Regions from separate parts of the Homo sapiens genome. Here all the other regions are linked to region 2. Evidence: read pairs that join two places in POLR2A ChIA-PET (ENCODE). Cell type or tissue: GM12878. All regions are shown on one strand.

Evidence for each region. ChIA-PET counts read pairs that join two places held together with the same protein. Peaks named below come from ENCODE experiments on the same cell type or tissue, not always from the same donor. Only the 100,000 strongest peaks of a DNase experiment are listed, where the experiment ranks them.
Region 1: POLR2A ChIA-PET joins it to region 2 with 8 read pairs; 2 of 35 experiments call an interaction of 5 or more read pairs at or near these places.
Region 3: POLR2A ChIA-PET joins it to region 2 with 7 read pairs; 1 of 35 experiments calls an interaction of 5 or more read pairs at or near these places.

What each region holds. Positions count from the first base shown.
Region 1 is chr19:14,491,622-14,494,121 of GRCh38, forward strand. It overlaps GIPC1 (GIPC PDZ domain containing family member 1), which reads right to left. Exons shown (of 9, transcript NM_005716.4): 2 at 1,236-1,291; 3 at 35-122. Among named protein-coding and RNA genes, the nearest start is that of GIPC1, 3.3 kb to the right of the region's middle. In GM12878, no CTCF peak of the experiment used is centred here; no DNase peak of the experiment used is centred here.
Region 2 is chr19:14,308,721-14,311,220 of GRCh38, forward strand. All of the region lies in intron 3 of LINC01841 (long intergenic non-protein coding RNA 1841), which reads right to left. Among named protein-coding and RNA genes, the nearest start is that of LINC01842, 24 kb to the right of the region's middle. RefSeq lists a silencer at 2,288-2,500. In GM12878, no CTCF peak of the experiment used is centred here; a DNase peak (open chromatin) is centred at 1,461; H3K27ac peaks cover 533 bases.
Region 3 is chr19:13,011,473-13,013,972 of GRCh38, forward strand. The region is part of intron 1 of NFIX (nuclear factor I X); the gene reads left to right. It overlaps NFIX-AS1 (NFIX antisense RNA 1), which reads right to left. Exons shown (of 2, transcript XR_001753870.2): 2 at 2,416-2,500. Among named protein-coding and RNA genes, the nearest start is that of NFIX-AS1, 2.4 kb to the right of the region's middle. In GM12878, no CTCF peak of the experiment used is centred here; no DNase peak of the experiment used is centred here; H3K4me3 peaks cover 652 bases; H3K27me3 peaks cover 156 bases.

The sequences.
Region 1 (2,500 bases), 180 kb after region 2:
TCATCTCACCTGGTCCATCTCCATGATCACTTACCTAAACTAGTGTGGTTGCCTCCTGTGGGTTTCCCAGCTTCCACCCTCACCCCCTACGACTTCTTGTCCAGACAGCAGCCAGAATGGTCCTGTAAAACATAAGTCATGTCGCATTTGTCTCTGCTCTGACCCCTCCCCGGGCTCTGACCTCGCTGGAAAGAAAAATCAGTGTCGGCCGGGTGTGGTGGCTCTCGCCTGTAATCCTAACACTCCGGGAGGCCGAGGTGGGCATGAGCCACCACGCCCAGCCATATATTTTCAAAATTAGCCAGGCGTGGTGGCGGGCGCCTGCAGTCCCAGCTACTCGGAAGGCTGAGGCAGGAGAATGGCATGAACCCGGGAGGTGGAGTTTGCAGTGAGCCAAGATCGTGCCACTGCACTCCAGCCTGGGTGACAGAGTGAGGCTCCATCTCAAAAAAAAGAAAAAAGAAAAGACCCCTCATCATCCCTCCAATTCCGCCAGCTCTACGCACTGGGAGGCAGGAAACTAAAAACATGAATCTGGAACCTGGCTTCATCTCTTAATAGCTGTGTGACTTTGGGCAAGGGTCTTAACCTCTCTGAGCTCCAAGGAAATCATGCATGTGCTTGGAACAGTCCTGGCACACAATAAGGGTTGCATAAATATTGGTGACAATTACTGCTACTGCCATCTTTTGTTTTTTTTTTTGAGACGGAGTCTCGCTCTGTTGCCCAGGCTGGAGTGCAGTGGCACGATCTCAGCTCACTGCAAGCTCTGCTTCCCGGGTTCACGCCATTCTCCTGCCTCAGCCTCCCGAGTAGCTGGGACTACAGGTGCCCGCCACCATGCCCAGCTAATTGTTTGTATTTTTAGTAGAGACGCTGTTTCATCATGTTAGCCAGGATGGTCTCGATCCCCTGACCTCGTGATCCACCTGCCTCGGCCTCCCAAAGTGCTGGGATTATAGGCGTGAGCCACTGCACCCGGCCTTGCTACTGCCATCTGTACCAAGATTCAAGCTTCCTCCTTTTCCCAAGATCCCTACATCCTGACCACCAATTCCCAGCCTCCTTACTCTCTCTCTCTGCCCACCCCACTGCCCTGGTTCATGCCAGCTTCCGTGTCCCCACCCGTGAGGAGGCATTAACAGCAGTGAGGAAAGTGAGTGAGTAATGAATCTGCCTGCCACGGCCATAAGAGGCTTCGTGGCCTGGGTTCAAATCCCACCCCTGCCACTTACCAGCTGTGTGGCTGGGGGGCAAGTCACTTCACATCACAGGGCCTCAGTTTCTTCATCTGAAAAATGGGTGGAATTCCTGTCACTCTCAAGGTGGTTGTGGAAATCCAAAGAGATTACCCACGTATCCCATCTACACTCTGCCTCAGACTCCATTTAAGGACGCTGTTGTCATTACTATGGGTGTCTCCTCCTCTGCCCTGCCCTGCCCAGGAATATCCCAACCCTCTCTGCCTGCCAATACCTACTCCAGGCCCACTCCTCCATGAAGCCTCCCAGGCTTGCCCCAGCATGCTGGAACTGCCCCTGTGGTACAGATGGCTCAGGCCCATGAACTTAATTGCATGCTGCCCTGGCAGAACTCTTGTCTTCCAGCTTCAGGCTGTCATTTAACTTCATGTCTCTATTTTAAAACGTAAACCAGATGGCATCACTGCCCTGCCTGAAACTTTACAACAGTTTCCCACCTTCTGGAAGAAAAACTGCAATCTCCTTACTGTGACCCACAAACCCCTGCAGAATCGCTGCTCTGGGTTCATCTTCTGCTCCAACCATGTGATTCCAAACTTGGTCCAGCCTAAAGACCTTGGCCTTGCCCATCTCTCTCTCTTTTTTTTTTTTCGAGATGGAGTCTTGCTCTGTCACCCAGGTTGGAGTGCAGTGGCGCCATCTCAGCTCACTGCAACCTCCACCTCCTGGGTTCAAACGATTCTTCTGCCCTAGCCTCCTGAGTAGCTGGGATTACAGGCACGCACCACCACATCCGGCTAATTTTTGTATTTTTATTTTGTATTTGTTTATTTTTATTTATTTATTTATTTTTGAGACGGAGTTTCATTCTTGTTGCCCAGGTTGGAGTGCAATGGCGCGATCTTGGCTCACCGCAACCTCTGCCTACCGGGTTCAAGCGATTCTCTCCTGCCTCAGCCTCCCATGTAGCTGTGATTACAGGCATGTGCCACCACGCCCAGCTTATTTTATATTTTTAGTAGAGACAGGGTTTCTCCATGTTGGTCAGGCTGGTCTTGAACTCCTGACCTCAGGTGATCTGCCTGCCTCGGCCTCCCAAAGTGCTGGGATTACAGGCATAAGCCACCACGCCTGGCCTATTTTTATTTTTTTTTGAGATGGAGTCTCGCTCTGTAGCCCAGGCTGGAGTGCAGTGGCACGATCTCAGCTCACTGCAACCTCCGCCTCCCGGGTTCAAGCGATTCTCCTGCCTCAGCCTCCTGAGTAGCTGGGCTTACAGGCGTGCGCCACCACACCCA
Region 2 (2,500 bases):
GATGTCACTGCCCCTCCAGCCTGGACAACAGAGCAAGACCCTGTCTCTGAAATTTGTTTTTTTGAGACAGAGTCTCGGCTCACTGCAAATTTTGCCTCCTAGGTTCAAGCGATTCTCAGCCTCCCGAGTAGCTGAGATTGCAGGTATGTGCCACCACACCTGGCTAATTTTTGTATTTTTAGTGGAGACAGAGTTTCAGCAGGTTGCCCAGGCTGGTCTCAAATTATTAGCCTGAAGTGATCCACCTGCTGTGGCCTCCCGAAGTGATGGGATTACAGGTGTAAGCCACCGCGCCCAGCCTGAAAAAAAAAATTTTTTTTTAAAGAGAAGAGATTTGCTCACACAACTGAAAAATGTAAAGAAGCAGTATATCTTCAGGTGTGGCTGGATCCAGATGCTGAGATCATGTCACCAGGAGTCTGTTTTTGTCCATCTCTTCATAGATTTGTTTAATCTAGTTGCTGCCTCAGCAGCCATTTTTAGGCCTGACCTAAGTTGTTTGAAGCACAGTTGTATCCCATCACTTTTGGCTTAGTTAAAACTTCCCCTTCCTGGCCGGGCGCCATGGCTCATGCCTGAATCCCAGCACTTTAGGAGGCCGAGACGGGCGGATCACGAGGTCAGGAGATCAAGACCATCCTGGCTAACACAGTGAAATCCTGTTTCTACTAAAAATACAAAAAAAAATTAGCCAGGCGTGGTGGTGGGCGCTTATAGTCCCAGCTACACAGGAGGCTGAGGCAGGAGAATCACTTGAACCTGGGAGACGGAGGTTGCAGCGAGCCGAGATTGCGCCACTGCACTCCAGCCTGAGAGACAGAGCGAGATTCTGTCTCAAAAAAAACAAAAACCAAAAAAACCAAAAAAACAACTTCCTCTTCCTGGTGGGGTGCAATGGCTCATGCTTGAACCCAGGAGATGGAAGTTGCAGTGAGCTGAGATGGCACCACTGCACTTCAGCCTGGATTACAGTGTGAGACTCTGTCTCAAAAACAAACAAACAAAAACAAACACAAATAAACAAAACCAACCAACCAAATGGCAACAACAAAAACTTCCCCTTCTTGGCTGGGTGCAGTGGCTCACGCCTGTAATCCCAGCACTTTGGGAGGCCGAGGCGGGCGGATCACCTGAGGTCAGGAGTTTGAGACCAGTCTGGCCAACATGGTGAAACCCTGTCTCTACTAAAAAATACAAAAAAATTAGCCAGGCATGGTGGCGGGTGCCTGTAATCCCAGCTACTTGGGAGGCTGAGGCAGGAGAATCACTTGAACCTGGGAGGTGTAAGTTGCAGTGATCCAAGATGGTGCCATTGCAGTCCAGCCTGGACAACAAGAGCGAAACTCCATCTAAAAACAAAAAACAAAAAAAACCCAAAAAAAACCCCACCAACTTTCCCTTTCTGTGTGGTTGTTTGTGATGTAGTTCACTTGTTCCTCATCCTACTAACCCAAAACATAACACATCCCACAACTGCCAACCACAGTGAAACCTAATGGCCAACACTAGAGCTATATAAATAAGTTCCCTTTTCTTTAAACTAGTTTTATTTAAACAAGTCCATCCGCAACCCCCATGGGACAATATGTTGCCCAGGCTTGTCTCACGATTCTCCCATCCCAGCCTCCCAAAGTGTTGGAATTACAGGCATGAGCCACAGTGCCAGGCCGCTGTTTGTATTCATTACGTTTTTTTATTTTCTGAATTTTATGATGCTTTGACATTTGGAGGCTTACTGATCCTGGAGAGACTGCTCCTCCCAGGGCTAGCTAATTCCTAGAGATAGCAAACAACACAGCTGTGAGCGTATGTTTAATATACAAACCAAGCAGTCCAGAGCCCAACCCCCAACTATCTCCTTTATCAAACTCTGACACACCAAGACAATATTCCTCCTGCCTAAATCACCCCAGAGTCAGGTATGGACAACTAGAGATCACCCCATAACTCAGAGACTGCCAAAATTATTTGAACCATCAAACCTTCTTTTTTTTTTTTTTGAGATGGAGTTTCGCTCTTGTTGTCCAGGCTGGAGTGCAATGGCGCGATCTCGGCTCACCGCAACCTCCGCCTCCTGAGTTCAAGTGATTCTCCTGCCTCAGCCTCCCAAGTAGCTGGGATTACAGGTGCCTGCCACCACGCCCGGCTAATTTTTTGTATTTTTAGTAGAGACGGGGTTTCATCATATTGGCTAGGCTGGTCTGGAACTCCTGACCTCAGGTGATCCACCTTCCTTGGCCTCCCAAAGTGCTGGGATTACAGGCGTGAGCCACCGCGTCCGGCCGAATCTTCATTTTTATTTATATTTTTTTGAGACAGAGTCTTGTTCTGTTGCCCAGGCTGGAGTAGAGTGGTGTGACCTCAACTCACTTCAACTCCACCTCCTAGGTTCAAGTGGTTCTCCTGCCTCAGCCTCCCAAGTAGTTGGGATTACAGGCACACACCACTATGCCTGGCTAATTTTTGTATTTTTAGTAGAGACGAGGTTTCACCATGTTGG
Region 3 (2,500 bases), 1.3 Mb before region 2:
GTTCCCTGCGCGCATCATGGACTTCAGGAGTGAGGGTGGGTGGGTTTTGGAGGGGTGGGAGCAGAGGCAGGGGGGTGTGCCGGGACTCCCCAGACGCTCCACTGCCCAATCATAGCTCTTTGATATCCCAGCCCGGCTGGAGAAAGTTAGATGGTACTCCAGCGTCTCCTCCGGGTCCCCGGAAGAGAGAAGCTGGGCTGCACCCCATGTTGGCACGAACACTCCCTCCCCAGTGCCTCTGTGCATTAGGTCGCGTGCCTGTACGTACCCTACCTGAGACCGCCCCTCCGCCAAGTGCGCCCCTCGACAGGTGCCCGTCGCCCACAGGCTCCTTTCATTGTAGCCTCCCTGGAGGTTCTCAAGGCGCCTGGCATTTCCTGGACCCGCTGCAACTGACTCAAGACTGGGGGGAGGGGGCTCATGGAGGTAGAGGTGGTGGGGAGGTCTCCCCAGGGCCCAGGCAGGAGGAGGGAAGGTCGTGTGCTTTCCATGTCGCGGGCAAAATGGGTGCTGACGGTCACTGTCACTTGCATCGCACACTGAGGGGTGGGAGAGGACAGCACATGCCTGGACCGTGCAGGAGGCCCAGAACCGGGGCGCGAAGGGGCCGCGGGACACGAGCGGGCCGTGCGCAAAGCCTGGCGCGCGCGTGCGCAGCGACGAAAAGGCGGGAAGCGGCGCTTCGAGGCCCCGGATGTCAGACGCGACCTGTGTGGCATGTACCAGGCTGGCTCCGACGACGGAACCGCCATGGGTGCTGAGTGGAGAGTGGGGACCGCGGACCCCGGGGGCAGGTGAGGGGAAACTGGGAGCATAGGTCTGGCTTTCGACCGTTTGTGCCGCCAGAGTCTTCTCAATGATCCCTCCCAGGCACCGTAGGCCCTCTAGTGGGTCTGGGTGGCGTCCTCCCGGCCCCTCGCTGCTCAAGCGCGGCTCCCTCTTGCCGGGGCGCGGCCTGCCCCTCACAGTGACCCCCCCGACCCACCCCCCAAAAAGTGACCCCGCGCTGGTGGGCATGGAGGACTGTCCCAGTTCACCATTTGCTGCGTCAAAGGCCGCCGCCAAAAGGGGCTCCGATGTCGGCATTTTTGCCTTAAGGCTAGTTTGTCCCCCAGGCGCGCGGGGGTTGGGGGTTCAGGGCCGCCTGTGCCTCAGTTTCTCTCCTCCTGCGCCCATCCTGACATCCGACGGAGGATAATGCGCGTTGGAGGGCTTTGGCCGTGAATGCGATGTTGATGATTGCTGTGATTCTTTGGGTGCTTGGGAGAGTTTGGGGTTTAACTGCCCCCAAATCCGAGGACAGCTTGGGGGCGTCCCTTCGGAGAGGATCTCTCCGCGTCGCATAGTGAGCGTCGTCATCTCTAGACTACCCCGGTTTCCGAGGAGCCTCACCTTCAATCCCCGAGCCTTCTCTTTTGGGGGAGTAAAGGCGGGGAAATTTACCAGGGGAGATTTTTGTTTCCAGGGTTGGCTGGGTTTGGGGGATTTTGTCCTCCAGCGAGCGCGGGGAAGAAATGTGACTAAGTGGCAGAAAATGCGCTTTCCCTTTCTCTCTCTTCTGCCTTCGGGCCGCGGGGAGTTGCGCAGACTCTAAAAAAAAAACCTTTAAAAACCCAAAACCTCCCCTCCAAGTCCCTTTCGATCTACGCCACCTTCCCTCTCAGGGCTGATTTCTTGAATTTGGGGCGTCGAGGCCTCCCCACCCGTTGCTACCAGCCCTTTTGCAGCACTTCCTGGGCAGGCCAGGGGAGAGGACGGAAAAGTGAAAAAAGAACGTGTGCGCCCAGCGGACCCGACTTAACCTGTTGGTGGAGGAGGAAGCTGGCGTCGGGCTGAAGTCCCCCGAGCCACCCCTGGAGCCAGAGCAGCCCCCGAGCATTCAGAGAAAGCCGCCCGTCCCCAGTCCCCTCGGAAGCCGGTCATAAACCCGACTTCTCATCACCCGAATTACTTAAATGAGCTTTGATGGTGTTAGGTCCTTTTCCACGTGCGGATGACTCAGCCCGCTGCAGCTGCGCCCGGGGAGGTGACCCTGGGGCAGCGGCTGACCCTGCTGCGCCCTGTACCCTGGACCCAGACGCGGCCCATCCCAGCAGCACCCCCCGCCCCAAGCTCCCAGACCACACTTAGCTTTTTTTTTCCCCCCTTACTCTTCGAGTCTTTTTCCTCTTCTCTAAAAACATTTTTTTTAATTTAAAGGAGTTTTATTACTTCTTTTTTTTTTATAAAGCATGTGAGACAGAGGCTGAATGGTAGAAACAGGCTGTTAAAAAAAGAAAAATACGTGCCGGTGACGCTTCGTGGAGCTGGCGAGCCTCGCCTGTCCCGCGACTGAGCTTGCGGTCGCCCCGATTCTCTAGTAGACCCTGGCGTGGGGCACCTGAGATCTCCGCCACTGAAAAGGCGCTATAGAAATGCAAGGAATTATGATTTTAATAAAATTGTCTCATTTAGGAGCGAGCTTCTGCGCTGCCTCTGTCGTCGGAGCCCGGGTTTGCCA